2 separate regions of the Homo sapiens genome follow, and region 1 is linked to region 2. A link is a loop called in an ENCODE intact Hi-C map of the cell type or tissue named here. Cell type or tissue: Caco-2. All regions are shown on one strand. Each heading gives the region's core, and the rest is flanking DNA. Links, peaks and the distances in the headings are about the cores only. Region 1 overlaps LOC105377587 (a long non-coding RNA gene). Region 2 holds the start of MIR4455 (microRNA 4455).

Region 1 (15,591 bases), core at 3,232-11,231, 98 kb after region 2:
CTCACTATGAATTACTGCTGACTTTGAATTATTTAGCAGCTGTGGAAAAGCCATCTTTTGTTTAAAAAAAAAATAGGGTTTTCTGAAATGCTTTTTATTTTTTTATTTGTATAAATACCTGCCCAGAACAGTCAAGTCAACTGACATCTGCTAAATGACTGAGACACTGTGGAATTTGTATACTGGCATGGTGTGCAGTTTCGTGCAAGTATAACCACAGAGACAGACAAATCTCTATCATTGCCACAGACTGCTTATAGCAAAATTCCAGAGCTCCTGTCATTGGTCTTTAATAGTTGTGCTTTGTTGCTTTTGTTACCACGTGTGCATTTGTGTCAACATTATACAAAGCACTCTTTCTCACAAGAGCTAGTTTCACTCTACAACCATACTGTAAGACAGGTATTGTTTTAAGATCAAGAAACCAAGGCTCTGAGAGGTTTAGTGACTCACCTAAGATCATGAACTAATAATAAGTGACGGATCAGGGACTTGACCTGGGACATTGATGCCAATTCCAGGGCACCTTCCACCGTGTCATATGGCACTTGCTCTACATATGTGCCAGGCAGCACCCGCATGGCTTTTCCTCATGAAACAACGTGGACCCAGGCCTACACAGCAGTTGTGAGAAAGTGCCTCCAGCTGGGAGCGCATCTGGCCCAGGGCACCAGCTGCCACTCCATGCTCTGAATCCATCCTGGCCTGTGCTGAGACCCCCCCTTTCCATGGGCTGCTCCCCACCCGTGATGGGGCATGGCAGGGGCACTAGGCAGCCCCCTTCCTGAGAGACATGGGGCTCCTCTGCCTAGAATGTTGTCTCAGCACTTCTCTTCTGCCTTGCTGAACTTTCCCTAGAGCCAAGGAGGCCTCCATACAACCTTTCCTCTCCTTCATTTGGAGTCAGACTTGCACTGCAGTCTAATGGTCATCCCACTTTTTTCCAGCTCCCTGATAAAATCTATGGCTTCTGCTTCTTGGAGGACCCAGATTATCACAGCTTATCTCATTCCTTTGCAGCAGATGCCCCTGCAGGCCATCTCTCCAGGCTCAGGAACCTAAAGAAGAATCTACCCAGATGTGGTGGCTCACACCTGTGATCCCACCACTTTGGGAGGCTGAGGCAAGAGGATCACTTGAGCCCAGGAGTTGGAGACCAACGTAGGCAATACAGCAAGACTCCCATCTCTACAAAAAAAAAAAAGAAAGAAAGAAAGAAAGAAAAGAAATTAGCTGGCTGTGGTGCTGCACATTTGTAATACCAGCTACTCTAGAGGCTGAGGCTGGAGGATCACTTGAGCCGAGGAGTGAGCTATGACCACACCATTGCATTTCAGCCTCAGTGACAGAGCAAGGCCCTGCCTCAAAAAAAAAAAAAAAAAAAGAAAAGAATAAGATAAAATAAATAATACAGGAGAACCTAGTGCTCAGGTTCTCTAGTGAAGAGGAAGGCAAAAGATAGAAAGGTCAGACAAACTTAAACATGCATTCCAAGATCGGCCTGGGTCCGCCCGTAGACATGAAGGAATCTTCTGGTGGAAAGTTAGGCAGGGAAACGGACACTGCTATGAGCATGTCTTCCTGGGCAGCTTGCGATGGTCAGGAGGAGGTGGTTGTTCCTCAGCAGCGGTGCTTCCGATGAAGCCCCATGTTGTAGTGGAAGACAAGCCATTCCTGTCTGACCTTCTGTGCCGCGCCTAGGCTTCCAAAAGCTGCTATCGCCAAGATCCATTTCCGTTCACCTTTAAACTGCTTGTTATGGGGAGGAGTCAGCCAGCCATGATGCATACTTGTTACAGAAAGAAACGCCCACGTTGAGCTCTCCTGATAAGAAGAGAGAGCATTCGTCATTGTCTGTATCTGTCATCTGAAGAAGGAACCAATGTCAAAAATCCCACACATTCTCCTCCCGCAAGTCACAGAGTAAGCCTCCCATTCTTGAGCTCGTTCATTCACCAAACACATTCTGATCTCTCCTGTGCCCAGGCGGTGGGATTCAGAGAAGAAGTGCTGCCTAGTAGTCAGCACCCAGTGCCAGGAAAACAGGACAAGGGGAGTTGTCGGGGGAGACACCAGGATTGAAGTTGCTTTTACTAAAAAACATTTTTTTTATCTTGTTAACAAATATATTTACCATGGTACATGGTGGCAATGCTCTCAGTTTTAAAACACAGCAATTATCTTCCAGTGGTCACTAATTAATCCAGGTGTGGCTAGGAACAGCTGGATACTGATCTGTGTGATGATGGCACCTCTATCATCAGGCTGCCATTGCTGGCACTTTGGGCAAGGTGGACTGGGGTTCTGCTCTGGGGCTGTGTGCCCAAGGTTTACACCTCACTATTTTACAGCACACTGGAGCTCCCAACAGTCCCCGAAGGTCTGGAGATCACCAATGGGCAGGAGAGAAGGGAGGGGTTTAGACATCAGGGAGCCAAGTTCTACAGCATCTTCTAGATCCAGGCTATCGAGCACTTGAAATGCGGCTAAGTCTGAATTGAGATGTGCTGTGTGTAAGAGACACAACAGATTTTGAAGACAGTATGAGAAAAAGAACATAAAATATCTCAGTAATTTTATATTGATTACATGTTGAAATGATACTAATTTTTGATATACTGGGTTAAATAAAATAGATTATTAAAATTAACTTCATCTCTTTCTTTTGACCTTTTCAACATGGCCATTAGAAAATTCAGCTTACGTAGTAGGCTCACTTTCTACTGCACAGCCCTGGATGTCAAACTCAATGAGAGCGGTGTCTGTACCTGTATCTGCTCATCCAGTCCATAAAAGTCAGCACAGTACCTAGCACTGAAAGTACTCCATAAATATTTGAGGGATGGACAAAAGTACAAGTGAACAAATAGCATCTGCTCCTCATTTCTGGTAAGTCAAGGAGCAGTTCTACCCTCTCCTTATCTTAAACTAATGCCTGAGAAGGAGGTGGGAGATTTACAAAAATCCATCTCCCAAATTTGAATCTTCAGCCCTGAACTCCCCTGAGATGTATATCTGACTGCCTACTTGCAAACTCCACTTAGATGAGTAATAGACATCTCAAACTTCACATCTCCAAAGCAGAATTTTTTATTTTCCCCGCAAACTGGCTCCTACCTAAGTCTTTTTCATCTTAATAGATGGCGCCATGATCCATCTGTTTTTTTTCAGGGCAAATACCTAGAAGTCATTCTTGAGTCCTCTAGTTTCCTACTCTTCTTCCCCCATGATCACCACCACCCAATCCCATCCATTCAAGAAACAGTCCTATTGCTCATGCCTGTAATCCCAGCACTTTGGGAGGCCGAGGCAGGTGGATCGCTTGAGATCAGGAGTTCGAGACCAGCCTGGTCAACATGGTGAAACCCTGTCTCTACTAAAATACAAAAAAATGAGCTGGGCATGGTGGCATGTGCCTGAAATCCCAGCTACTCGGGAGGCTGAGGCACGAGAATCACTTGAACCCAGGAGGCGGAGGTTGCAGTGAGCCGAGATCATGCTACTGCACTCCAGCCTGGGTGACAGAGTGAGACTCTGTCTTAAAAAAGAAGAAGAAGAAGAAGAAAGAAAAGAAAAGAAAAGAGAAAAGAAAAGAAAAGAAACAGTCCCATTGCAACATCCATTGCTACTACATCCACTTTTTCCACTGTCACTGTTATCACCTAGGGATAAGCCCCCTTCATCTCTCACGTGCATTATTTCTGACTGTCCAGGTGATGCTGCCACCACTATCAGAATTCTGTAAGCCGTTATTACCTTTCTGATAAAGACAAAAGCATGGATGCTATGAACTGCATGGCAAGATGACTTTGATCCGCATGTAACAGATGCACTTCCACAGAGACACCACTGTGGGAGGGAAACAGCTGGAGGCAGTCCTCTAAATATACACCTGCCTTCGGGCAAGTCTTCACTTGGCTGGTCCAGACAGAAATTTACCCTCTTTATAAAGCCCTCCACAGATGTGGGGTCCAGAGACAGGCATGCCCAGGCTTTGACTAGACCATTCATTGGCTGCATAGCCTTCCCCACAGGGTGGGTACAATAGCGGGTACAATAACGACAGCAAGCATCACTTTCCACCCCAGGGCTTTTCCTGCTGCCTTTGGGGACCTCCCCAACAGCATTCTCCAGTTCAGAAGCAAGCAAAGCAGAACCCTCATCCCTACTTAGAACATACAAAACAAAAAATAGCCTTCTGCAGGATCACAGAAAAACGAAGGAGAAATCAAAGATGATGGAACTACCTCACAGACACACTTTCCTGATTTGGTTATTTAATGAGTTTGTATTGCTACAGAATTGCAGAGGAAATTAACTTAGCTTACAAGAAGACGGAGGACTAGGAGCCTGAATGTTTCACGTGAGGCCTTTGCCCACAAGAGCAGACGACTCTGATGCTCCTCTCTGCAATTAGACTAAGGACTCCACACCTTCATGCCCTCCCTCTTCCTGCCCCTAAATGTCACCTTCTCCTATGGCAATCCTCCTGAAACACCCTCCTCTCTTACAACTCAATAGACCCCATAAACACACCGCCATTCTTCCAGTCATCTTTGACTCCTCCTTCTGCCTGACCACTCATCTCCATTGGTGACTCTTATGTGTTCCTTCAACTGTTTCTTAAACCTGAAGGCACCATCTGGAGCAGATCCATATATCCATACTTCATGTGACCTCCCAGGAGGTGGTCCTTTCTTCACTGTCTTCTCTATTCAGTCCAGCTCATCATGATCACTGCTGCCAGGTTAATCTCCCATAAGCACCATTTTCTTTAAGTCATTGTAAATAAGAATCTGCAGTAGCTCCCTATGGCTTATTCATTCATTTTTTAAAAATCCATTCATCCAACACATAGCTATGCCAAGCTATATGCTAGGTGCTGGGGATAATGGTAAACAAGACAACTTAGCACCAACTTCATAAATTCCAACGAACTCCACACTCTTCTGTATGATTTTCAGCCCTTCACCAGCTCTCAATCAGGCCTTTGCTTTCATTATTTCCCCAATGTGAAGTTTTTCCTCCACTTACTTTATCCTCTGAATTTTGCTCATCACGAAAGGACCAATTCAAAGCCTCCCTCCTCAATACTTCTGTGAGTTCATATCACTGACTTCCTATATACCATTCATTTGGTTCTTATCCTCTACTGCCTTTTTAAAAATGCATTTCACAAATGAAATTACTTTTTCATTTCTGAGTCTTATCCCCACAATTATATAATATAAATGCCTTGAGGAGGGTTCTCCTACAGATTTTTAGTTGGTAGAGTGTTTCATACCAATTTTTGATTAATTACTTTATCTACATAGAAATTTACTATTTGGGCTGGGCATGATGGCTCACGCCTGTAATCCTAGCACTTTGTGAGGCCGAGGTGGGTGGATCACTTGAGGTCAGGAGTTCGAGACCAGCCTGGCCAACATGGCCAAATCCCGTCTCCACTAAAAACACAAAAGTTAGCCGGCGTGGTGGCACGTGCCTATGATCCCAGCTGCTCGGGAGGCTGAGGCACGAAAATCACTTGAACCTGGGAGGCAGAGGTTGCAGTGAGCTGAGATCGTGCCACTGCACTCTAGCCTGGGTGACAGAGTAGAACTCTGTCTCAAAAAAAAAAGAAAAAGAAAAAGAAATTTACTGTTGGAGGAATTGACTACATTATGTCAGTGAAAGCCATAAAGGAGAAGATGAGACAATTATTTTACTGTTGTCATCATAGCAAATTGTCCAGTTGAATTTCTACCATTTAGACTGTATATTAAATCTTTGATAAGCCAATATTTAATATCTATCCTATACATTGAAAAATTATTTACAAACTCCATTTGTAAAACAGGAGCCATGCTTAAAGTCAGGATTTGATATTTCACTTTTCGTTATTATTTATTGTGCTCCATATGACATTGAACAAACAGCAGTGCCCGTTAAACAATAATTCACTGTAATATTTCCCTATATTTCAAGTTCATTTTCTTGTCTGACTTTGCCATTGCTTTCTGACTTACTCAAAGGCAAGATTGTATTTTGTCCACTGTGGCATCAGTGGTACCCAGGACAGGCCTGTTACTGACTGGAGGGGAAAAGATCAATGAAGGTGATGGATGGATGGAAGGATGGCTGAATAGACAGATGGACAGATAAATGGGTGAGTGACATAGAGCAGTAGAGACTTCTCGCAGTCTGGGGTATTAGAAACTTCCTCAAGGAACTGGCATTTGAGCTGAATCTTACAGGCTAAGGAAGATTTAGCTGTATGAGGTGATAACAAGGGCAAACCCAGGCAAAGCCAACATCCTTAGCAAAAGCTCAATGGGCCAGAAAAGTGTGACTGCAGGAGAGTTGGCAAGCTATGGAGACATGGAAAGAAAGATTGACGAGAGAAGATACGTTTGACGTCTTTTGGCCAGGCGTGGTGTCTCACACCTGTAATCTCAGCACTTTGGGAGGCCGAGGCGGGCAGATCACAAGGTCAGGAGTTCAAGACCAGGCTGGCCAACATAGTGAAACCCCATCTCTATTAAAAATACAAAAATTAGCCAGGTGTGCTGGTACGTGCCTGTAATCCCAGCTACTTGGGGGGCTGAGGCAGGAGAATTGCTTAAACCCGAGAGGCGGAGGTTGCAGTGAGCTGAGACCACGCCATTGCACCCTAGCCTGGGTAACAGAGCGAGATTCTGTCTTAAAAAAAAAAAAAAAAAAAAAAAAAAAAGACACGTTTGATGTCTTCTGAGCCCCTTGGAAGGGGTTTCAGCTCCTTGAAGGCATGGCCAGTTCATGGTTGCATTCCCAGATCCTAGCACAGTGCCTCTTGCACTGAAAGAATGAAACAATCAACAATCCATGAATGAAGGTTGGTCCCTGGCCACTTCTCTGAAGTCATCTCTCGTCACCCTTTTCTGGCCCCTCCATGACGTCATGTAGATATTCTTGTCTTCTCTTCAACATGACTCGGAGCCTTTGTATTTGCTTTTCCCTCTTCTGTGCTCCGCCCTCACTGACCTGCCTGCTCTTCCCCTCACATGCCTGGAGACCTTCCCACTTGCCATTTCTTTGATCTTTCTGCTTGGAAAATTCTTCCTGCCTATCTTCATTTGATTCCTCCCTTCATTTGAATCTCTGTTTAAAATCTCTTTCACTTCTTTGAGAGGCCGCCCTGCCAGCCTATGAAGAGTTGCCTCTCTCCAGTCACTTCCAAATCCCCCCAACCTGCTTTGTTCTTTATAGCACATACCACCACCTTATATCATTAGACAGTCGTTTCTTTATTGTTGACTGCCCCCCACTCCTCTTGCTAGAATCTAGTTCTCATTCAAAAGACCTCACATAGTGGTAAGGACTTTTCTTATTTACTGCTAATCCTCTGAAGCCTAGAACAGTGTTTGAGACATAAATAATAGTCAGTAAATATTTGTTGAGGCCAGCGCAGTGGCTCATGCCTGTAATCCTAGTGTTTTGAGACATAAATAATAGTCAGTAAATATTTGTTGAGGCCAGCGCAGTGGCTCATGCCTGTAATCCTAGTGCTTTGAGACACCTAAGCGGGAGGATCACTTGAGGCCAGGAGTTGGAGGCCAGCCTGAACAAGAAAGCAAGACCCTTGTCTCTACCCACCCCTACCAAAAAAAATTAACTTGGCAGGATGTGGTGGCATGCGCCTGTCATCCCAACTGCTTGGGAGGTCGAAGTGGGAGGATTGCTCGAACCCAGGAGTTAAATGCGGTAGTGAGTTATGATCACGACACTGTACTCCAGCCTGTGACAGAGTGAGACCCTGTTTCTAAAAATAAAATAAAATAAAAATAAAAATATTTGTTGAATAAGTAAACAAGTAGTTCAAATAATTTATCCTGCAACTTAAGTTTTTTTAATAATCATACTCCAATTTGCCTTTACAGTAACAAAGTCTAAACTTTGAGGGTAGAATGGACCACATTAGAATTGTCTTTTCCAATCAAAGCACTTTAGAAGATGAAAATAATGAGACAGGTTAAGATCAAGTTGGAGACCAGATCACATAGCTAATTGGAGAAAAAGCCAGAATGAGAAAACCTGGTCTCCCCGAGCCTGGCTTACCGCAACCCACACCAGTTCTTGCCATCCACTCTCCGTACAGGGACCAAGGTGAGCTTTCTAAAAGGTAAATGTGACCTGCCTCTGTCTAAAACTGCTCAGTGTGTCTCCGTACCACTGTCCAATGGTCTAAGCTGGCTGAGAAGGGCAGCCAATTCTGCCCTGTCTCCTTTCTTTACTCCTCCAACCTCACCCTCTATGCTGTCTCATATATCTGGGCCTCTGTATACATCCACATTTATGCCTGGGCTTATCATTATCTGCATGGTAATTCTTACCCATTCCTCCTTCAAAATTTTATTTTGAAGGCCTACCATTATTTCTCCAGTAAATAATTAATTCCCACTGGGCGTAGTGGCTCACGCCTGTAATCCCAACACTTTGGGAGGCCGAGGTGGGCAGACCACTTGAGGTCGGGCGTTTGAGACCAACCAGCCTGGCCAACATGGTGAAACCCTGTCTCTACTAAAAATACAAAAATTAGATGGGTATTGTGGCATGCGTCTGTCATCCCAGCTACTCGGGAGGCTGAGGCAGGAGAATCGCTTGAACTGGGGAGGCAGAGGTTGCAGTGAGCTGAGATCGCACCACTGCACTCCAGCCTGGGTAACAGAGCGAGACTCAAAAAAAAAAATTTAATTCCCTTTGTCTAAACTAATTCTAATGCTAGTACTTGTCTTATCATTGAACAAAGAATGTGGTGGAGCTTTGTCATATTTTACTATCCAGTATTTAATAACCTCTTCCTACTTGGAGGGGTCATGTCACCCTCTCTGCAACTACAGACAACAAAGCAAAGGCATCCTTTTCCTCACTCCACACCCAGCAGCCAGGGCACAGGCGCAGGACCAAAGACTGGCAACCAGGAGCTCTTGCCTAGAATTCTGACTCCCGGGTGCGTGCGGCAAAGATAAAAGGAGGGCTGGAACCTCCTTGTGCAGCAGCTGTGGCCTGCAGTGGACCCAGCCTGGTAGCAGTTACTGTGGCTGTGTTGGCCGGCAGGCTTCTGAGCAGCCTGTTCTTGTTAAGAGATGGCTGTGGTTCTTCTTCCTGCTTCTTGGACCACACACCAGCTCAGGTCTTTCAGTCTCTGAAAGTCTCCAATTTCCTTTCAGTGAATTCTATATCTACTCATATTGCTCATGGTGGATTTCTGTTGCTTACAATCGAGAAGGCAGGTGTCTCATACTCACAGCAGTTCCTGGCCCAGAACTGTACAAAATAGTAGGTGCTCAGTAAGTAGGAGTTCATAGTAAAGGTGAAAATACTTGAAAATGAGATACATTGAAGTAGGCCAATTAACCTAAATTGTAAACTAGACCACTGTGCTTCATTTTTTTTTCATTTAACATCCAAATTATGGAACCTGAATGACATGAGCAGCCTCAGTAGGAATGACACCAGAGAGACAGAGCTTTCAAAAAATTACACTTATCAAAGTCTTTAGGAATCTCTCCAGATTATTCTCAAACAGCCAGCTTCTTGGCAAAATGGGAGCTTAGTGCATTCTGGTAGACTGTTTGACTTGAAGAAAAGACTGTGAGAGCAGAGGTATTCAAATGTGTTCAGCAGTGAGCACAAATGCCCACAATGCCATGAGCTGTCTACATTTTCAATTGAGAACTATGCTGAAAAGAACAGCCTGACAAGCATCTTAAAAATGGATTTTTAGCCATGATAAAAAATCATTTCCCCAAAAGTTAATAATCTTTAGCTGTGTAGAGTGCAATATTATAATCAATTTTATTCAGTCAGTGAAAACATTGATATTTACCATAGTGAACTAATTTCAAAAGCTGTACATTCAATATATTCATGCCAAAGACATCTCACTCAATTTTGACTACACAAGAATATCCCTAATGGAGGCTCTTGGCATTGAATTTAATAGACTCGAGGAAGACAATGTATTTTCACAGAGATATACGGGTGTCAAACATAGGCCAGACTTTGATCCCATAGCCGAAACGCTGGAGGTATCAATAATAAGATGTCTTTGTAGTGGGTTAATCAGGTAAAACATTTTGTGCTAAACGTTTTAGGCAAATTGCATTCTGTGGATAGATGGGCACTAGGTCATCATACTACCAGCTCCCTGAGGTCTCATATTATGTTCACCTCTGTATACCTTTCACAGCCAGGTATAAACACACACTTGCATACTCCAGCACCTACCACTGTGGCTAGCACATAATAAATGCTCAGTAAATGGTTTCACGTGATTGCATGAAGACCTGAACTTGGAATGAAACTTCCACCTGTTAGCTCCAGGCTCTTGCAAATGGTAACCAGGTACCTAGGAGGCTTAGACGGGGAAGGCAAAACTGAGGACCTATCACGTAGCAGGCCCCTTACAACCTGCAGTGCTGGCTATACCTCATTTTCAGATGTAGAAATTGAGGCTCAGAGAGATCAGCCACAGAATTAGTGAGAGGTAGAATCAGACCTTGAACTTAGATCTCTGCAAGTACAAATCCAGTGCCCTTTCTATTCCACCAGGGCTCTTAACTGGGGACCCCAGGGAACCCATAGAAAGCATGTGGGAAACGTTTATGAGGAGGGTCTGAATCTTCCATTGCATTCCCAAGGTGGTGCATGGCCTCCAAAAGGCTGAGAAGTGAGCTTGTGGCTGTATGCAGGCTCTGGGCCGGCGTCAGCCTGCTGCAGGAGAGAAGTAGAGGGTGCAAATGGAAGTGGAGGATGGTGGTATGTTGTTCCACTCACAGTTTCAACATCCCTCCGAGCCAATATACCAACTCTATGGGGTCCTGGGGTCCTGCCCCCATAGGGTATCATAGGGTGACAAAAGACCTGATCCAAGTCCCATCCACTGTCCATGGTATTTATAGACACACTCTACTCACATAAAATACTGACGTTTGTGAGCGCGCGTGGTGTGTGTGTTGGGGTGGGGGTGGGGGATCAGAGAGACCACGGAGACATGGATAGGGCCTGCAATGATTCTCTGTGTAGTGGTGATGTCACTGGGTTGTGATCTAAAGAGGAGAGAAAAGTCAGCAGAGTTCATACCCTAGGGATGCAGTAAGAACGAGCTATTGATGGATTAAATACTGAATCTAATTTTACTCCGGATCTCTGGGCCACAGGCCTTCTTGGGTGTAAGACAGAGATTGAAAACTCTGTTTTCTAAATTTAACAGGTGTTGGCCAGGCGCAGTGGCTCATGCCTATAATCCCAGCACTTTGGGAGGCCAAGGTGAGCAGACCACCTGAGGTCAGGAGTTTGAGACCAGCCCAGTCAACGTGGTGAAACACTGTCTCCATTAAAAATACAAAAATTAGCTGGTCCTGGTGGCAGGTGCCTGTAATCCTAACTACTCGGGAGGCTGAGGCACGAGAATCACTTGAACCGGGAGGTGGAGGTTGCAGTGAGCTGAGATTGCACCACTTCACTCCAGCCTGGGTGACAGAGTGAGACTCGGTCTCAAAAATAAATAAATAAATAAATAAATAAATAAATAAATGTAACAGGTATTTATAGAGTATTTGCTGCTACCGCTAGTCATGGTACTGGGGAGCTCTGTGTAATATAAAGAAATAAGGAAAATTCTTTATGTGTGCATGTTACGCAAACAAGTCATCACAGCTCAGTGTCACAAGTCCTACACTAGAAAGATGGTAGGGTGCTGTGGGAGCATCCCCAGAGGAAAGGAAGATGATACCCAGGGGAATGAGAAGAAGTTCTATTGGAAGTAACATGTCACTTCAATTAAATAAACACATATCAAGTGCCAGGCACTGTATTGGGGATGGAAGGTGTCTAGACACAGAATATCTGCTACCAAAAAGCCCAAAGCCAGGCCCACAGAAGCACAAGAATGACAACCTGCTGCAACAAAGGCAATGTGTGTAAAGTACAGGGTGGCACAGCTCTGGGAGCAACAAATTGTGTGTGTGTCCTAGGGAAAGTGATGTCTGAGTTAGGATTGGGAGGATAAACATGAATTTACCAGCTTTCTGGTAGAAAGAAGCACGGACACAAATGTGATAGTAATAGTACGTACAGAACATTGACCAGGGGCCACGCACTGTACTAAGTGATATTACTGACATTATCTCACAGAGCCCTACTACTCAACTCTTTGAGGCAAGCACTACTACTCTTAGTACTTGTGCACTCTTAGTACAAATTTCTTCAGACTTTTTTATGTACACAGTCAGGATGTGGGTAGATTGCAAAATAACCAGCAAAATTCTCCTCCTCGTACCCATGTGCTTCAGTAGCTCTTTCCCATACTGAGTCTTGACTTGGTCATGTGGCTTGCTTTAGCCAACGGGACCCATCCCTGCTCTCATTCCCCTCTCCAGTAAGACGGAACTCTCTGCAGGTTAAGAGTCGAGGGTCTGGAACCAGACTGCCTGGATTCAAGCACGCAAACATGATGCAAGGGGTTTGAAAAGCATTTATGCCCTGAGGCTTGTCCCCTTTGCTGTGCTTGTAGCCGTGACACTACTATTTGAACACGCTTGAGCTAGTTTGCTAGGGTGGCCATGTGAAGAACTGAGGAGCCTCAGCAAATTGTCAGCCAACCATCAGACATGTAAATGAGGCTATCCCAGAGCATCTGGCCCCAGCTGATCCACCAGCTATTGGTGGCTGCAGGACTGAGCCTAAGAGAGACCAGCAGGGGAACCACCCAGCTGAACCTAGCCCAAGTGCCGACCCACAGAATGATGAGCTAATGAATGATTGTGGTGTTAAGCCATTAAGTTTTGGTGTGATTTGTCATACAGCAAAAGCGAATTGATAGAGGGTGCATCTTCCAAAGGACAATGTTTTGCAATTAAAATCAGCAGAAATTCTTTTCTTTATCAGGGCTACATAAATTAATAGTGCATCTTACAATTGATGATTTAGATTTGATGCAATACAGTATTATATTCACTCAGCAGATAAGAAAGACAGGGATTTGACAGTTACTTGCCTTGGGTCTGAACTAGTGAGTAGTGGAATTGGTTCCAACCTGTGTGACTCCAGACTTTTTACTCTTGACTACAGATAGCTGGAGAGGAAAATGATATGAACTTGTTGGCGGGGAAAGCAGGGTCAGGTTATGAAGGGTGCCTTAGAAACCCTTGCAGAGGTTGAATTTTACTAGTTGGGAATAAGTGGCCAGTTGAGTGGGAAAAATGAAGTAATTATCATTTCTTTTTGACATTGACTACATAAGATCTTCATATCACTTCCAAGAACAAAAAAATAGAGTGCTGTGGGGACGCAGGGTGGGGTCTAGACGCCCTGGTTTGTCAGCTCTGTGTTGGGGCAGAACTGCAATGCCAGGAGAAGGCCTGAGCAGTGAGTCTGGGAGAGCTGGAGTCCTCCAACCCAGAAAAGAGAGGGGAAACCCTGGGCAGCTGCGGCCTAAGCAGCTGTGGATTGTTCTCCCACATGGAGTGGATGAAGCCAGTGGATCAAGTGCATGTTAAAACTAAAAGGGGTGTGGAGAAAGGGACTATGACTTCATTAGGGCCACTGAAGACCACAGGATAATTATCAGTAGTGTTAGAACAGTGTCGGCCTGGTGGAAATGCTTCTTCTTCACTACCGCTGAAGCCCAGGAGAGTTGAACTAGCAAGTCCAAGCAGTGGCATCATAACGGTGCAAAAAGCATTGCCAACGGGAGTAGATTCATTGCGAGGCTCACATAGCTTGATTTTTAGGGCTTCTCATTTATAGAAGCCCCTTGTGAGACCTCGGGAGGGGCTCTGGCAACCTAGTCACATGGTTAAATGTTTCCACAAAATTTGCAAAAGTAAGACCACGTAGCTGCAATCAGTTGATACAGCACATAGCACAGTTGGTGCACTCTATGCAAAGTCTCTTCTGTCACCACCTCATCCCATTATGGTGCTGAAGTGACCAAGGTCATCTTTGGAACCCAGCTAACAAGAGCTGGAGCTGAACATACATTTCTTTGGGTCTGGGGAGATGTAGTTACGGAATTCACAGGGACTTGCATGTATAGCTCTAGCTTTCTCCGCACAGGAATGCCTTCAGGTATATTTCTCCACCCTCTCTGTCAACTTATCTAGCATCCTGGCAGGAGGTTCAAGGCCAGAGATCATATTTCCCCTCTCCTAAGGCATCTTAGGAGATGGGCAGGGGAAGAGAAACACGGAGTGAAATGGACATAGCCGGTAGGTTTACCACTGAAAATTTTTCCAATCAGCATTCATTTAAAATGAAAAGCAATGAATTTGGTACCCATCCACATAGTTTTGATTTTGAATCAAAACTAACAATGTAAGAAAAGCCCATCAATCATGGTAGAGAAAAGTCCGAATTTTCTTCCTGTAGAAAATTATATTATAAAAATGTCACATGTGGCCTTCCTCCTAAAAACCTATAACCCCAGTCTAATCGTAAGAAAAACATCAGACAACTCCCAATAGAAGTATGTTTTACAAAACACTCACCAGTATGCCTCAAAACTGTCAAGGTCCTAAAAAACAAGGATAGTCTGAGAAACCGTCACAGCCAAGAGGAACCTAAGGAGGCGTGATGAGTAAATGCAATGTCATATCCTGGTTGGGATCCAATGCAATGCCATAACCTGGTTGGGATCCAATGTAATGCCATAACCTGGTTGGGATCCAACGCAATGCCATATCCTGGTTGGGATCCAGTGCAATGCCATATCCTGGTTGGGATCCAGTGCAATGCCATATCCTGGTTGGGATCCAATGTAACGTCATATCCTGGTTGGGATCCAATGCAATGCCATATCCTGGTTGATATCCTGGGACAGAAAAAGGACGCTGGGTAAAAACGGATGAAATCTGAACAATGGATGGGCTTTGGTTATAATAATGTGTCAATATTGGCTCAGTCATCATCACAAATGTTAATCTAAGATGTTAATCAGTGGAAATTGGGTGGGGGGTTTATGGAACTTGGCAATTTTTCTATACATCAAAAACTGTTTTATAAAGTTTATTTAAAATGTCGCATGAAGAAAACATTCATTAGTACACAGCCCAAAACACAGGAAAAAAACTTATTAGAGTGGTAGGAAAAAAGAATTAATAAAATTTTTAGGTGATTTTTTTCTGGATTTTGTGAAATTTATGATTGCAATTATGTGGGCAACATTTTTTCCCTTCCCTACTGCCGGAGGCCCTAGAAAGCCCAAACTTTTAAAATTTGTAGTTTACTGTGATTTCTGTTCTAATTCTAAAGGAAACATTCACTTTTGTATCCAACTTTGTATTTGTAATTTTCTTATAGAGGTTCCCTAAACTGTGTAAGTTTAAGGCTCCAAACGTGGATCTACCCTTGGTTGACATCGAGTAGTTAGAAAAATGTGTCCAACTCAACAATTGAATACCTACTCTGTGTAAATGAAGAGGACGTGCAGGGGAGTAAGAAAGACTGGGATGGTTCATGAGGATTCACGGGACACACTGCCTCCTTCCAGTCCCTTACAGTTTCATGGGGGCATGGATGTATGCCTAATATAGTTGCAGTCCCAAAATGGATTGAACAAAAAGAACTCAG
Region 2 (15,591 bases), core at 4,807-12,806:
CTTTCCTGATAAAATCTCTAAGCACACTAAAAGTAGATGGAAACTTTCTCAACCTGATAAACGACATCTATGAAAATCCTATAGCTAATGTCATACTTAATAATCATAAAAGACTGAATGCTTTTCTTCTGAACTCATGAACAAGTCAAGTATATCTGCTCTCACCATTTCTACTCATCATTGTACTAGAGGTTTTTAGTTCAATAGGCAAGAAAAAATAAAAGGCATCCAGATCAAAAAGGAAAGATGTCTTTATTCACAGACATGATCATCCATGTAGAAAACCTGATGGAATCTACAAAGAAGCTAGTAGAACTAATAAATGAGCTTCGCAGGACATATGATCAACATACCAAAGTTAGTTGTATTCTATATATTAGCAATAAACAATTAGAAATTTAAATAAAAGTACATTTGCAATAGCATTAAAAATATGAAATATTTAGGAATAAATCTGACAAAAGTTGTGAAAGACCTGTACACTGAAAACTAAGAATCACTGCTGAGAGAAATTAGAGAAAACCTACATAAGTAAAATGATAGGCTGTGTTCATGGGTTCAAAGATTCATATTAAAATAGCAACTCCCCAAATCTATAGATTCAACACAATTCTAATAAAAAATCTCATAGCAAACTTTTTTGTAGAAATTGAAAAATGGATTCTAAAAATCATGACAATGCAAAGGACCTGGTATGGCCACAATAATTTTGAAAAAGAACAAAGTTGGAGGACTAATACTACCTGATTTTAAGACTTATTATAAAGCTAAATTAATCAAGATGATATGGTATTGGCATAAAGATAAACAAATAGATCAATAGAACAGAACAGAAAGACCAGAAATAGACCAACACATATATGGACAACTGACTTTTTGGCAAAGGTACAAAGGAAATTCAATGAAGAAAGGATAGTTTTTTCAACAAATGGTGCTGGGATAATGATATCTACATGGGATGAGATGAATTTGAACTCCTACATTATAAATATACAACAATATATTCAAAATGGATGATAGCTGTAAATGTAAAACCTAAAACTGTAAAACTTCTAGACATGGCCAGGTGCGGTGGCTCATGCCTGTAATCCCAACACTTTGGGAGGCCAAGGCAGGTGGATCACCTGAAGCCAGGAGTTCCAGACCAAACTGGCCAACATGGCAAAACTCCATCTCTATGAAGAATACAAAAATTAGATGGGCATGGTGGCAGGTACCTGTAATCCCAGCTACTCAGGAGGCTGAGGCAGGAGAATCACTTGAACCCGGGAAGCAGAGGTTGCAATGAGCCAAAATCGGACCACTGCACTCCAGCCTGGGCGACAGAGCGAGATTGTCTTTAAAAAAAAAAAAAGAAAAAAAAACTTCTAGATGAAAATATAGGATAAAACCTTTGTGAGCTTGGTTTAAGAAAGGATTTCCTAGATTTTGTACCAAAAATACAATCCATAAAAGACAAGTTGATAAATCGGACTTCATCAAAATTAAAAATTTCTGCTCCACTAAGAGAATGAAAAGATAAGCTGTCTGAGGTTTGCCCCAGCACTTGTCTTGGCTCTGCATGGTGCTCTCTGTCTGTGCCATTCTGTGCTGAACATCGTGTCAGCACACAGAGCATTGGCAGGTCACCCCCATCTTTGGTGAAGAGGGAGGTTGGTTATTTTTGTAGGTACAAATCTTTGTTATAGTAGACTCTTGACAGTTGAGTATTTAAGGTTTGTGTTTCTCACTGCTGAAGAACAACATTCATTTTATGAATGCAGTGACTCAACTGACAAACTTGAATTGGGGGCATTATGGGATCAACGTAGGGGAGTGAGTTCCATCACCCCAGCGAGGTTAAACCGCCGCCCAGCTCCCACATCTCAACATGGCTTGGTCTGGACCTTTACGTTTCACAGGGAAAACTGTGTTCATGCTGGTGTTTGCAACTTGGGGAATACTGAAAATTCTCGGGCTCTGTTTCAAGGAAACGTGACTCCTACTGTGTGTATCATTTCTGTGGGAGGTACCCCTTTCAATATGTACGCAACATGTCCAAAGCCGGGCCTCTTGTTCTAATGTAAAAGCTCTCTCCCACGCTTGTGTTCTTTTCTCTGTGCTGGGCTGCTCGAGAAAGGGGTTGATTCACATTCCTTTTCCCTGGAAGAGCAAGAGCTCCTGGAACCTTCCTGTGTGTGCCCTTTGAGCATCTCCTGGACCTCAGCTACTGGGGGTAGGCCGTGTTCCTGAGTCATTTTCTGCCAACAGGGCTGACCCCGCAGAGTGGCCCACACAAAAGGCTTCGCTCTCTTGCTCTTGTGAACTCTGCCACCTCCTGCTTCAGCCAGATGTTGATGAGAATTTCCTTCTGTACAGGCTTCTGCTGGCCTTGAAAGCATTTAGGTGCCCTGGTCCCGTGCATGGAGGAAGCAGCGGTAACTCGAACTACAGCGTATCTTCCCTCCACCAGCAATGGCTGAGTCTGATTTCCTTCTGAATCCGTCTAAGGGGAAACACGCTTTATCCACAGATGCAAGAACTTTCTTCCAAATATCAACATTCTAGTCTTAGGCAAAGAATTCGCATTCTTTCTATTATTTTGACTCTGCTTCTTGCAAAATAAAACTCCTGGCATCATGGCGCTGACGGAGCAGTCACCTCCTTCCTGGGCTATTTTACTGCAAATGGTTCCTGCATTGGCGGAGAATGCCTCTGTGATGTGGTTTGGATATTTGTCCCCCAAAATCTCATGTTGAAATGTGACCCCCCAATGTTGGAGGTAGAGCCTAGCGGGAGGTGTTGGGTGATGGGGCCGGATCCCTCGTGAATGGCCGGGTGCCCTCTCCATGGTAATGAGTTCTTGCTCTTATTAATTCAAGCAAGATCTGGTTGTTCAAAAGAGTATGGCATCCTTCCCCACCCTTGCTCCCTCTCTCGCCATATGACATGCCGGCTCCCCTGCCCCTTCCATCATGTTTGGAAGCTTCCTGAGGCCCTCACCAGAAGCAGACCCTGGGGCCTGCTTCTTGTACAGCCTGCAGAACCATAAGCCAAATAATCCTCTTAGCCTTGGTACTCCTTTATAGCAATGCAAATAGACTAACACTCTCTGCCTGAGCTGTCCAGTTTGGGTAGGTGCTGGAGGAAACCACAGCTCATTCCAGCTATCCTGTAAGACCTGATGCTCTTTGTGTCTGAGAAATCCTTGACTGCTGAATGTAACAGGCCCTAGAGCAAAGGGAACTAAGAAGGTGGCAGGTAAGGGCTCTGGTCTAAGTTTAGGAGGCGATATCTTCAGTGCTCTGCTTCTGTGTGCCCAGCCCACATCTGGAAAAGCAGATGTGGTTTAGAAGGAGCCACCAGTGAGCGGAGGAGAGGGATGACTTAACATCGAGAAGGATTATAAGGCAGAAACTCCACATCTGGGAACTCTCTAGCAAATATGATAAGGGTCATAAACTACACACCAAGATGCTTCATACTTTATTTTTATTACTATCTTGGATTTGCTCTTCAGGTGCAAAAAAAGTTTCATTGGTTCAAGGTCAGAAAGTTTTTTTTTTTTTTAAACAGCAGTTTTTAAAGTTTTTAATAGGATTCCGCTTACATTCCAATGTAAACACAGCATTTCTTTCCTACATCAGGACTCTGTATTATTTTGTTATTTCTGTGTTAGTTTTTTTTCTTAAGCAATTCACATTAGTTGCACAGCTGCAGGCAAAGCCTGCAACCTCTCTGCATCTCGGTCATCTCCTCTGTACAGTGGAGGCAGTGGGAGCGGGTGTGATGGGAAGGACACAGATGTGACGCTGTCATCTAATTCTGTCATTAATTTTGCTGTGTGGTTTTGCGTTGTGAATACTTATAGAGCAAAATAAATTGTCTTTGGGTCCCTCCTGGGAATACACTTCCAGCATGTCATGACCCTGCTCTGGTCTTCATTTCTTAATTGTAATATCAGGGGTCACAAATAGACAGTGTTGAAGGTTTTCTCAGCTGTTTCATCATCTCATGCACGACTTTCCCTTACTTCCTTTAAGCAAGCATTGCTCGCATAAACACACATGCACAGGCAAGCACACAGAGACACACTCACACCCTCACTGCCCCCCAAGCAAGGGAAGGCAAGCAGGTACCTAGAGAAGCAGGGTCCCATGTCCCACGTGGAGAGCTTTCAGACCCTACCTGCGGGTGTCCTGGTAGTCTTCGGTGCGTTAGAGAAACAGCTCTGACCTCGATGGGTAGCACTTTCTGTGAAGGCCAGGAGGGCTTTATATAGATTCCAGGTCACACGCACCATCAAAAGTACATGGTGACTTCCAGATAAGGATAGCAGGTTGAACATACCTCTCTCCTGATATCTCTCTAAAACTATGGTAAAGGAGATTTCTAATGGCATGGGAGAATGTGAGAGGAGAAAACGACAATAAATTTTGGAATCCAGAAAGCATACACATGACTGTTAACTGACTTAGCAGACATAAAGAAGCTGAATCTTAAATCAGCAGTGAGGAAAGCTAATTTGTACCAGAGTCTCTAAACAGCTGTGAATTGGTAGCACTGAGGGTCCCGGCCTAAATGAATTGTTGAAAGTTTTTAGGAAGTAATTTGGGCCAGGCACCATGGCTCATGTCTGTAATCCCAATGTTTTGGGAGGCTGAGGCAGGAGGATCACTTGAGGCTAGGAGTTTGAGACCAGCCTGGGCAACATAGCAAGACCACCATCTCTACAAAAACATTTGTTTTTAAGTTAGTTGGGCATAGTGGCACATGCCTGTAGTCACAGCTACTCAGGAAGCTGAAGCAGGAGGATGGCTTGAGCCCTGGAGGTCGTGGCTGCAGTGAGCTGTGATCAAGCCCCTACTCCAGCCTGGGAGACAGAGAGAGACCCTGTCTCAAAAACAAGAGGCAATTTCACCTCCACATCACCTCATCCAATTTGTGCAGTCAGACAGTTGCCCCTCCCCCTACTCACAGACTATTAGATATTTATTCTCTGTAGAGAAAATACAGGTCTTCTGACTAGGGGACAGTAGGCATAGGTGGAAGTGGGTGCTATCCCAGAAATAGGGAGACTAGGTAAGTAGATTCTCACTGGATTCTGAGACCTGCAGTCCTCTCCGTCTTCCTTAGCTCAGAATGCTGTCAACCTAGCCAGGCAATTATCCTCCAGGCAAGAGACTAAAAAAAGTCCTGTGGGGATCTGACCAGCCCAAGAAGATCTTACAGATACTGATTATGAGTTTCCCGTGAAACAGTTCGGCCAGCTCAGCCCAGGGTGAAGTTCACTGTTAACGACCCACATACTCAGTTTCCTCTTGCTCTTATGAGCACGTGATCATGGATTCGAGCCACGTGAGGAAAATTCTAAGTGAAAGATCCAGACCAAGACAAACCAATGTAAAAAACAATGTGGACAAAACAGAGCAGCTCTTTTAAAAACTTACCAGTACTAGCTCAAGAGACACGAAGAGATATTTCACCCTTGGAACAGCAATAGAATGACACAAAAATGAGACTTTTGAAGAACGAGGAGCTTTAAACATTTAGAACCATTCTAGAAAATGTTTAAAGCTTACTTAATAAATTGAAAGATAAAATTGAAGAACTCTCCCAAAAAGTAGAGCAAAAAAAAAAAAAAAAAAAGAACAAATTAAAAAATTAGAAGACTAGTCCAGGAGGTCCAATATCTAAATAATAGGAGATTCAGAAAAAGAGAACAGAAAAAAATGGAAAGGAAAAAATCATTCGTTAATATTTTGGTAAGTAATTTGAACAGTTTCCCAGACAAGAATGATGTAAGCTTTTAGACTGACGCATGGTAGATAAAAACAGACATAAATCAAGGCATGTCACTGGGAAACTTTAGAACTGCTGGGATAAAGAAAGGATCTGAGAAGATTAAAGGATACAAAGGATCAAATCAGAATGTCATCAGGCTTCTCAACAGTAATGGCAGAGGCTAGAAGACAAGACAGCAAGGCCTTCAAACATTTGAAGAAAAATAACTACTATCTTAGAATTCTTTTTTTTTGTTGTTTGTTTGTTTGTTGAGACAGAGTCTCGCTCTGTTGCCCAGGCTGGAGTGCAGTGGTGAGATCTCGGCTCACTGCAAGCTCCGCCTCCTGGGTTCACGCCATTCTCTTGCCTCAGCCTCCCAAGTAGTTGGGCCACAGGCGCCTGCCACCACGCCCGGCTAATTTTTTGTATTTTTAGTAGAGACGGGGTTTCACCGAGTTAGCCAGGATGGTCTCGATCTCCTGACCTCGTGATCTGCCCACCTCGGCCTCCCAAAGTGCTGGGATTACAGGTGTGAGCCACCCCACCCAGCCAGAATTCTATACATAGTCAAAATATCAATTAAGGGCTGGGTGTGTTAGCTTACACCTGTAATCCTAGCACTTTGGGAGGCCAATGTGGGCGGATCACCTGACGTCAGGAGTTCGAGACCAGCCTGACCAACATGGTGAAACCCTGTCTCTACTAAAAATACAAACAAATTAGCCGGGCTTGGTGGCGGGCGCCTGTAGTACCAGCTACTTGGGAGGCTGAGGCACAAGAATCACTTGAACCTGGGCGGCGGAGGTTGTAGTAAGCCAAGATCACGCCATTGCACTCCAGCCTGGGCGACACGGCGAGACTCTATCTCAAAAAAAAAAAAAAAAAAAATCAATTGAGTATGAGGATTGAATAAAGACATCTTAGAAAGGCAATGTTCCAGATATTGTATTTCCTATGCACCTTTATTCCTTCATAGTAGGAAGTTGCTAAAAGATATGCTTCACCAAGATAAAGGAGTAAATCAGGAAAGAAGACGTACAGGAAACAGGAGATCCAACATGAGAGAAGTGAAGGGAATTCCCAGGAAGATGGAGAAGTCCCAGGTTGACAGTTTGGCCCCAGTTGTTGAGAACGGTCTAGACTAGGGGTCCCCAACTCCTGGGCTGTGGACTGGTACTGGTCGGTGGCCTGTTAGGAACCGGGCCACACAGCAGGAGATAGATGACAGGTGAGTGAGCATTACTGCCCGAGCTCAGCCTCCTGTCGAATCACTGGTGGCATTAGATTCTCACAGGGGCATGAACCCTACTCTGAACTGCACATGCGAGTGGTCTAGGTTGCATGCTCCTATGAGAATCTAATGCCTGATGATCTAGGGTGGACCAGTTTCATTCCAAAACCATCCCCCATTGTCTGTGGAAAAATTGTCTTCCATGAAACCGGTCCCTGGTGCCAAAAAGGTTGGGGACTGCCGATCTAGACTGAAGTATGTTGGAGAATCTGGGAGAGATTTTGTGAAGATTGGATTGATAAGATATGTGATGCTCTGACTGTCTTAAGAGGATGTTTGTATAATTAAGTGAGTTTGTGTTTGAATTAGTGATAAGCATCAATAATAATAATAAAATTTTAATCCAGGGAAGCAAAGAGTGGCTAGGATAGGAAAAGTCATTATAGTTTGATGCATGGCTTAGTTTAGTATTTTCATGGTTGTAATCATATAAATGCTCAACAAAGAGCTAACAAAAATTATGATATAACCAGATTAGAAAGATAAGCAGATGAGAAGGGTGTGTGTGTTTTTCCTGAGAATAAGAGAAGGAAGGACAGCCAAATTCTTCATTTGCAAAGGGATAAGCCAATAGATGAATGCATAAAGCTGAAAAATCAAGGAAAGCAATATAAGCATTTTATTTAGAGATGTAGAGGTTACTGACAATAGCATTAGCTAAGATAATTGAAAGTGGTGTTTCTGGAGAAGAGGCAAGGAGCAACTACTATTTGTGTTAATGAACATTGTAGAATTGTTTGGCTCTATAAAATTCATGCTTGTATTACTTTAATAAAAGTTAAAGTAAAAATATAAATAAACAGCAAAAAGCTTGCATAGCACGCCACTCTAAACTAATAAATGAAACTAAGTGATGAACATTTTATAGCATCTGATTTCAATCAGCATCATTTGAAGCGCTTTGAGTGCAGAGTCAGCTCAGCATCTATCCCGGAAGAAAAGCTCGGCCCTGGTGCTGACAGACACAGAGAGGAAATGGAAAGCAGCACCCCGCGGAGTGGCAGAGGGCATGGCTGGATAGGAGCATCTGTCTGCGTTCATCATTAGACGCCAGATGTAACCTGGAGTTTCAGCATTAAATGTTTATATGAAATGATGCCGAGGTGGAAATTTTGCCTTATAAAGTAGCTTATCTTGGGAACAGAGAGTACTATAAAAAGATGAATAAACGATTAAATCAAGGTCCAGACATGAGCTGATTTTTCTTAAAAGCAGTATCTTTACAACTTCAGAGTTTGAACTCTCTGATGTGGAACCAAGCCAAAAATAGCACAAAGAAAATATTGACCATGAGAGTGGTGACCTGGCAAGCTCAACACTGTCCACCTGTTAATCACTTGTCCCTGTTGATTTCAGCTTATGACTGCATACTTTCTAGCCTAATCCTACTGTTGGTATACTCAGGTGCAATAGAAGTTAAAGAGTGAATAAATCAACCTACTAAAAGAGATTCATGGGCACGGGGTGGGTGGAGAACAAACATATTACATTCCAAAATTCCTATGGCTCAAAGGATCAACTACTAAACAAAGCATGTACACCTGAGCCACTGTGGGAGCCAGCATGAAACACTTCCAAGGAATGAATTCAAGGAATGCAATTAATTCCCAAGCTCTTTTTCCCCAAAACTCTATTTTTGTTTCAAGCTAGCATTCCCATACTCTGTTCAGACTTTAATTCCATACTGTAATCTGTCCAGCTTTGGTAACCACCCAGCTGTAATTTGAACTGGCTGGTCAACAAACCAAACACCATCAAAGATTCTCATTTGTCTTGCTAAAGTCAAAAACACTGAAGATATTTAAATGTAAATATAATCTTTTACTGATCACACAATCTCAGGGAACTTTTCCCCCTTTGCATAGTGTCACAATTGGGGTTCAAATTGTGAAGACCAAATGTGTAACTTATACAAAAGTAATCACAATAGTTTGTTGCAATAGAAATGAGCTGTTCTGTGCATTGCTGACAAGCCACTTTTTAAAGTTTACTTTTAAATGTATGTATAGTAAAATTCACTCTTTTTGGTGCACAGTTCTTCAAGTTTTAACACATACATAGATTCAAGTAATTACCACCACAGAGAGGATACAGGACAGCTCTATCATCCTATACACCCTCGTGCTGCCCCACCTGGAATCCCTGGGAACCACTGATCCATCCTCTGTCCCTAGTCCGACCTTTTCCAGAGTGTCATATAAATGAAGTAATTTGGGATGTAGCCTCTTGTGCCTAGCTTCTTTCACTTAGCATAATATATTTGAGATTCACCCATATTATCGTATCATATTGATACAGCTCTGATGAATGGAGGAATACCAGGTTCTTCCTCTCGAGTTGAATTGGAAAAAACGACACGGACACACCTGGTGTGATTTTAAGGAGCAGAGAGTTTAATAGGCAAGAAAGATGGGAGAAGTCAGAAGGAAGAAGCTCCTCCATACAGAGACAGAGGGAGGGGGGCTCCAAAGCTGAAAGAGGAGACCCCACATGCCAGGATACCAGCCAGCTATATGAAGAGGCTGGAGGAGATGGTGTTTGATTTGCACAGGGCTCAGGGGATTGGTTTGACCAGGTAAGTCATTCATGTAGCCCTCGAAAAAAACTGACCCTCCCACCCTAGTCTTTTAATATGCAAATGCAGGGTGCCATGATGTTCTACATACTTGGGGATATGTGGGGGCAGCCATGTTGCCAGGAACGTGTGGGGCAAGGGCAAGAGGACAATGATGGGAATCGCCATGTTGGGTGGATCCAGTTTCTAATGGCTGGCGTTTGCATACTAAAGGTTGCCAGCTCAGCTCTAAGAGCCGGAGCTTTTCTGCTAGACAAGAAACGTTTTTGGAGGTGCTTTAAAAGAAATGAAAACTTCCCAAGGACCCCTTCTCCTCTCTATCTGCCTAAAATAATTTCTTAGTAACTCCTACAACAATATGTTTATGAATGCATGTGTGTATATACATGCATGTTTGTGTGTGCTTATATGTATATGTAACATATACATGATATATAACTTTATTATCATATATATAAGCTTTTAATTTTGAGGTAATTATAGAGTCAGAGGAAGCTGCAAAGACAATACCAAGTGGTCCCTTGTACCCTTCAGCCAGTTTCCTCCAATGGCTACATCTTATACAATTACAGCATGCCATCAGGAGCAGGACATTGATGCTGACATTGTAGGAGTGGAGGGAAAACTGCCGCTTTGCCCTCTGAATGTTTGCTGAAAATCAACTGACAGAAGGCAGATTAATAGGAGAAAAGGGATTATGGTGGCTCACACTTGTAATCCCAGCACTTTGGGAAGCTGAGGCGGGTGGATCGCTTGAGCCCAGGAGTTTGAGACCAGCCTGGCCAACTATGGTGGAATCCCGTCTCTACGAAAAATACAAAAATTAGCCAGGCGTGGTGGCGCGTATCTGTAATCCCAGCTACTGGAGAGGCTGAGGCAGGAGAATTGCTTGAGCCTGGGAGGCGGAGGTTGCAGTGAGCCAAGACGGGACCACTGCACTCCAGCCTGAGCAACAGAGTGGGACTCCGTCTCAAAAAAAAAAAAAAAAAGGAGGAAAGGCATGCACATTTATTTAATCAGAGTTTTATGTGACATAAGAGCTCAAAGATACAGGGGAAACCATCCATTTTTATGCTTAGGTATGGGCAGCCGTGTAGAGATACTATTGGACAAAAAGGGTAACATCTAATGCTGAGAGACTGAGTAGGGAAACCCGGCGAGGCCTGTCTGTCCGGATTCTTCTTGGCCTCTCTGGGCAGCATTCTTTCTTTCTGGGTGTGGGGCAGGGCCCTCTCTGGAATGGGGTTCTCATGACCTAAAGTCAAACAAGGTGGGTCAGATAATTTCCTTATGTCCAGTTTTTACACAGAAAGGCCACTTGGGTAGGAGGGATTCTAGTTTCCATGACTAGCTTCAGGGGAGAATCAGGGGCCAGTGACAGGAAGACCGGAGAAGGTGAGAGAGAGCTGCTTCTGAGGTCTCCCTTTGGGGTGCCGTTTTCTGAGCCCCAACAATATCATGTTTGCCATTTTATCACATGTGCACGTTCCCATAACCCCACCTCAACCAGTATCAGAACCGCCTCCACCACCACTGACATCTACCCCGTGCGTCGCCTCTGTAGTCTCTCTACTCCTTCCTTCCCCGCCACTTATAGTCCCTGGAAATCACTAATCTGTTCTCCAATTCAAAAATGTTACCTAAGTGGAATCACACAATATGCAACCTTTGAGATTTGTTGATTTCACTTAGTGTAACACCCTTGAGAAGTTGCTGTATGTATTCCTAGTTCATCCCTCTTTATTACTGGGTATATCTCATTGTATGTATTTTCCAGTTCGATTTCACATTCACCTGTTAATGGACAGTTGGATTGCTTCCAGTGTTTGGCAATTATGAATAAAGCTGCTATAAATATTTGCATACAGATTTTTATGGAAACATACATTTTCATTTCTCTTGGGTGATACCTAGGAGAGGAATGGCTGAGTCATATGAAAAGTGAATGTTTATCTTTAAAAGAAACCACTAAGCTGTTTTCCAAACTGGTTGCACTATTTGCACTCCCCAGCAATGTGTGAGGGTTTTACTTAGCTGCTTCCCATCTGTACCAGCACTTGGTAATGTCAGGGGTTTTGTTTTTGTTTTTAGACATTCCGCTAGGTGTAAAGAGGTATCTCCTTGTTTTAATTTGCATTTATCAGGATAAATTTGAAATAAGAAAAAAGAAACCTCACTTTGAAGGGATATTACCTTGATTTCCCTACTTCATGTTTGTATTATTACTTAGCAGAGAATCTAATAAAGATTCTGAGGAGTTGCCTCTCCCCGCAACCGCCCCCACCCCAGCCTCAGAAACCTGAAAATGGAAGTCATCAAGACAGTTGTCTGCTGTTTTCAACAACGGATAATCACTGCTGTCAACTAGTTTGTAGGCTGAGTGAGAAAAAAAAAAAAAAGCTGATCTAGTTCATTATAATTTACTTTAAATAAAAAAGCAATTTTTCTTCTAACTTCACACAAAATGTGTATTCTAGAGGCACTGTGTGAATATAATTTATATTCCTTGAATTTCATTCCAAGAGCACTGGAAATGCTTGATGTTTTGAGGACTTTACAGAGGAATTCATCTGTTATAAAAGGAAACTGCCAGGTGTGATGGCATGCACCTGTGTTCCCAGCTACTCAGGAGGCTGAGGTGGGAGGACTGCTTGAGCCTGGGAGATCCAGTGAGATGTGATCTCACCACTGCACTCCAGCCTGAGCAGCATAGCAAAACCCTGTCTCTAAAAAACACAAAACAGAGAATCAGCAGGGGTTCTTCTGAATCTGGGTCCAGGGGGCTGCTGGCCTTTCCCTGCCCTTATTCCCATCTGAGAACTGCTCCACGTGGTACCACTTCCAGGCTGGTCCCTGAGGAGACTGGTAGAGCTCACAGCATCACCAAGGAGAAACCTCAGTTGGGATAGAGCTAAGAGGTACCAGAACCCAGAGAGAATCTGAAGTCAGGCAGCCACACATCCTGCAGACAGGACAGATCAGGGCCTGCATCAAGAACTCAAAACTATGGCCAGGTGCCTTGGCTCACACCTGTAATCCCAGCACTTTGGGAGGCCGAGGTGGGCAGATCACAAGGTCAGGAGTTCAAGACCAGCCTGACCAATATGGTGAAACTCCGTCTCTACTAAAAATACAAAAATTAGCTGGGTGTGGTGGCCCGCACCTGTAGTCCCAGATACTCAGGAGGCTGAGGCAGGAGAATTGCTTGAACCCGGGAGGCGGAGGCTGCAGTGAGCCAAGATCATGCCACTACACTCCAACCTGGGCGACAAAGCCAGACTCTGTCGGGAGAAAAAACAAAACAAAACAAAAAAAACCCTCAAAACTAAGGGGCCTGGGGGCTGTGCTGGATACCGGACACAAACAGAAAATTCTGTGGGGTGAGATAAACAGAGACAATTTGCCCTCACTTCTCATTTCCTCATGGGGATAAATGATTTAGGGTGGGGGCTATCTCTCCATATGGCTCAGACAGAAGTATTCTCCAATAATTGGAGGGAGAGGAGTGTCTTTTGAAATAAAAATGGGCAGAGTAGGTAAAAATCACCTTTCTCATGGGACACTAAACAATTTGGTTTTTGGAAGGTAGTATTCGTGGTAATGAGGTGAGGGTAAGTTATTCTTAGGTAAATTCCAGAGGCTACCAGCAGCTGGTTGTAAGTGGGGAGATGGTGTGGAGATAAAGCCTCCACAGGCTCGCTCTCTCCCCTCTTCTCTTACAGAACCTGGGCTCCTCCCAGCCCTCTCAAAGCCAGCAGAAGCCAGACAGCCAAAGCACAGCAATAGGACGGCAAAGCCCCAGCTGCAGTCAGCAGACTCCAGGGGAAGGCATAAGAGACAGGGCATTAGAGAATTCTTTGGCATTAGAGAAGGGGCCGGATTTCCCTAGGGAAGGCTCTGCGGCTGGGCTGGATGGGCTGCAGCTGTGCGGCACGGGGCAGGGTGGCACTGCGGGTAGAGATTTCTTTAGGTGAAGCCACAGTTCCTTACAATTGCTGATATTGAACACTATGGTGGTTTCCTCTGGGGGCAAGTGACCTTTCCTGGGGGAGGGAGACCCCTTCTCCCAAGGCAGCAGAGGCTACAACAGTCCCATCCCACCCTTGTCATAGAAGGTGAAGGGGTGCACTGGAGTGATCACATGGGGACCCTCGTTTTCCTGCCCTAATTCTAGTTGACTTCATGTATCAGTATTTTTGTCTGAGGTAAAAAGCAACTAGCAATTCAACAGCTTATTTAAACATAGTTGTCTGTGTGAATAGACAACTATGGGAATAGTCCCTCATGGGTCTCTTCTACTTTCCTGCCCCACAGTGCTTGGTGTCTCATTCTGTGAAGGTGGTTAACTCTATTATTTAATACACATTAAGTCCCAGCTTATAACAAAATAACTTTCCTTGAATCGCTGAACCCGGGAGGCAGAGGTTGCAGTGAGTGGAGATCGCACCACTGCACTCTAGCCTGGGCGACAGAGCAAGACTCCATCTCAAAAGAAAAAAAAAAAAGAGATGGATTAAAGACTTAAATGTAAGACCTGAAACTATTAAAATACTAGGAGAAAACCTAGGGAAAACTCGTTTGGACATTGATCTAGGCAAAGAATTCATAACTAAGACCTCAAAAGCACAAGCAACAACAACAACAACAAAATAGACAAATGGGACTTAACTGAAAACCTTCTGCACAGCAAATAATAGTAATAATAATAATAAACAACAGACTGAACAGACAGCCTGCAGAATGGGACAAAATACCTGCAAACTATACATCCAACCAAGAACCACTATCTGGAATTTACAAGGAACTCAAAAACAAATAATCCCATTAAAAAGTGGGCAAAGGGCATAAATTAACATTTTTCAAAAGAAGACATGCAAAAATGGCCAACAAGCATATGAAAACGTGCACAAGTTCGCTAATCATCAGAGAAGTGCAAATTAAAACCATCATGAAATATCATCTTACACCAGTCAGTAGGGGTGTTAAAAAGTCAAAAAATAACAGACGTTGGTAAGGATGGGGAGAAAGGGAATGCTTATACATTTGCTGGGAATATAAATTAGTACAACTTTTATGAAAAACAGTACAGAGATATCTCAAAAGACTAAAAATAGATCTACCATTCCATCCAGCAATCTCACTACTGGGTATCAACTCAAAGACAAATAAATTATTATATAAAAAAGACACTTGTACATTTATGAATTGCAGCACTATTCACAGTAACAAAGATATGGAACCTACCTTAGTGTCCATCATTGCAAGACTGGATAAAGAAAATGTAGTCTGTATATATGCAATGGAATACCATTCAGTCATAGAAAAGAATAAAATCAGCCAGGCGCGGTGGCTCACACCTCCTGTAATCCCAGCACTTTGGGAGGCCGAGGTGGGTGGATCACCTGAGGCCAGGAGTTCGAGACCATCCTGGCCAACACGGAGAAACCCTGTTTCTACAAAAACACAAAAATCAGCTGGACAAGATGGCGCATGCCTGTAATCCCAGCTACTCAGGAGGCTGAGGCAGGAGAATCGCTTGAACCTGGGAGGCAGAGGTTGCAGTGAGCTGAGATTGCGCCATTGCACTCTAGCCTGAGTAACAGAGTGAGACTCCATCTCAAATAAATAAATAAATAAATAAATAAATAAAATAAAATTCCATCCTTTTGTAGCAACATGGATGGAACTGGAGGCCATTATCTAAAGTGAAACAACTCAGAAACAGAAAGTCAAAAACTGTATATTCTCACCTGTAAGTGGGAGCTAAATAACGTGCACACATGGAAGAGAGTGTGGAATGATAGACACTGAAGACTTGGGTAGGGGCACAAGCAGGGAGGTTGATGAGAAATTACTTAATGGGTGCAATGTACATTATTCCCATGATGGATACACTAAAAACCAAGACTTCACCACTATACAATATATACATGCAACAAAATTGCACTGTAATTCCAGTACT

What was found. Hi-C counts contacts between places; a loop is a spot of excess contacts. Peaks named below come from ENCODE experiments on the same cell type or tissue, not always from the same donor. Only the 100,000 strongest peaks of a DNase experiment are listed, where the experiment ranks them.
Region 1: it touches region 2 in a loop (18-fold over the local background); 2 of 110 quality-filtered maps call a loop at or near these places.

The regions. Positions count from the first base shown.
Region 1 is chr4:184,830,355-184,845,945 of GRCh38, reverse strand. LOC105377587 (a long non-coding RNA gene) reads right to left here. Exons shown (of 3, transcript XR_939564.4): 2 at 14,511-14,833; 3 at 1,740-1,824. It overlaps MIR3945HG (MIR3945 host gene), which reads left to right. Exons shown (of 3, transcript NR_132989.1): 3 at 1,021-2,650. Among named protein-coding and RNA genes, the nearest start is that of ACSL1, 12 kb to the right of the region's middle. In Caco-2, for the core only: no CTCF peak of the experiment used is centred there; DNase peaks (open chromatin) are centred at 6,975 and 7,485.
Region 2 is chr4:184,930,397-184,945,987 of GRCh38, reverse strand. MIR4455 (microRNA 4455) reads left to right here and starts at 7,548; the gene lies at 7,548-7,605. RefSeq lists a silencer at 5,059-5,353. In Caco-2, for the core only: no CTCF peak of the experiment used is centred there; DNase peaks (open chromatin) are centred at 8,577 and 10,817.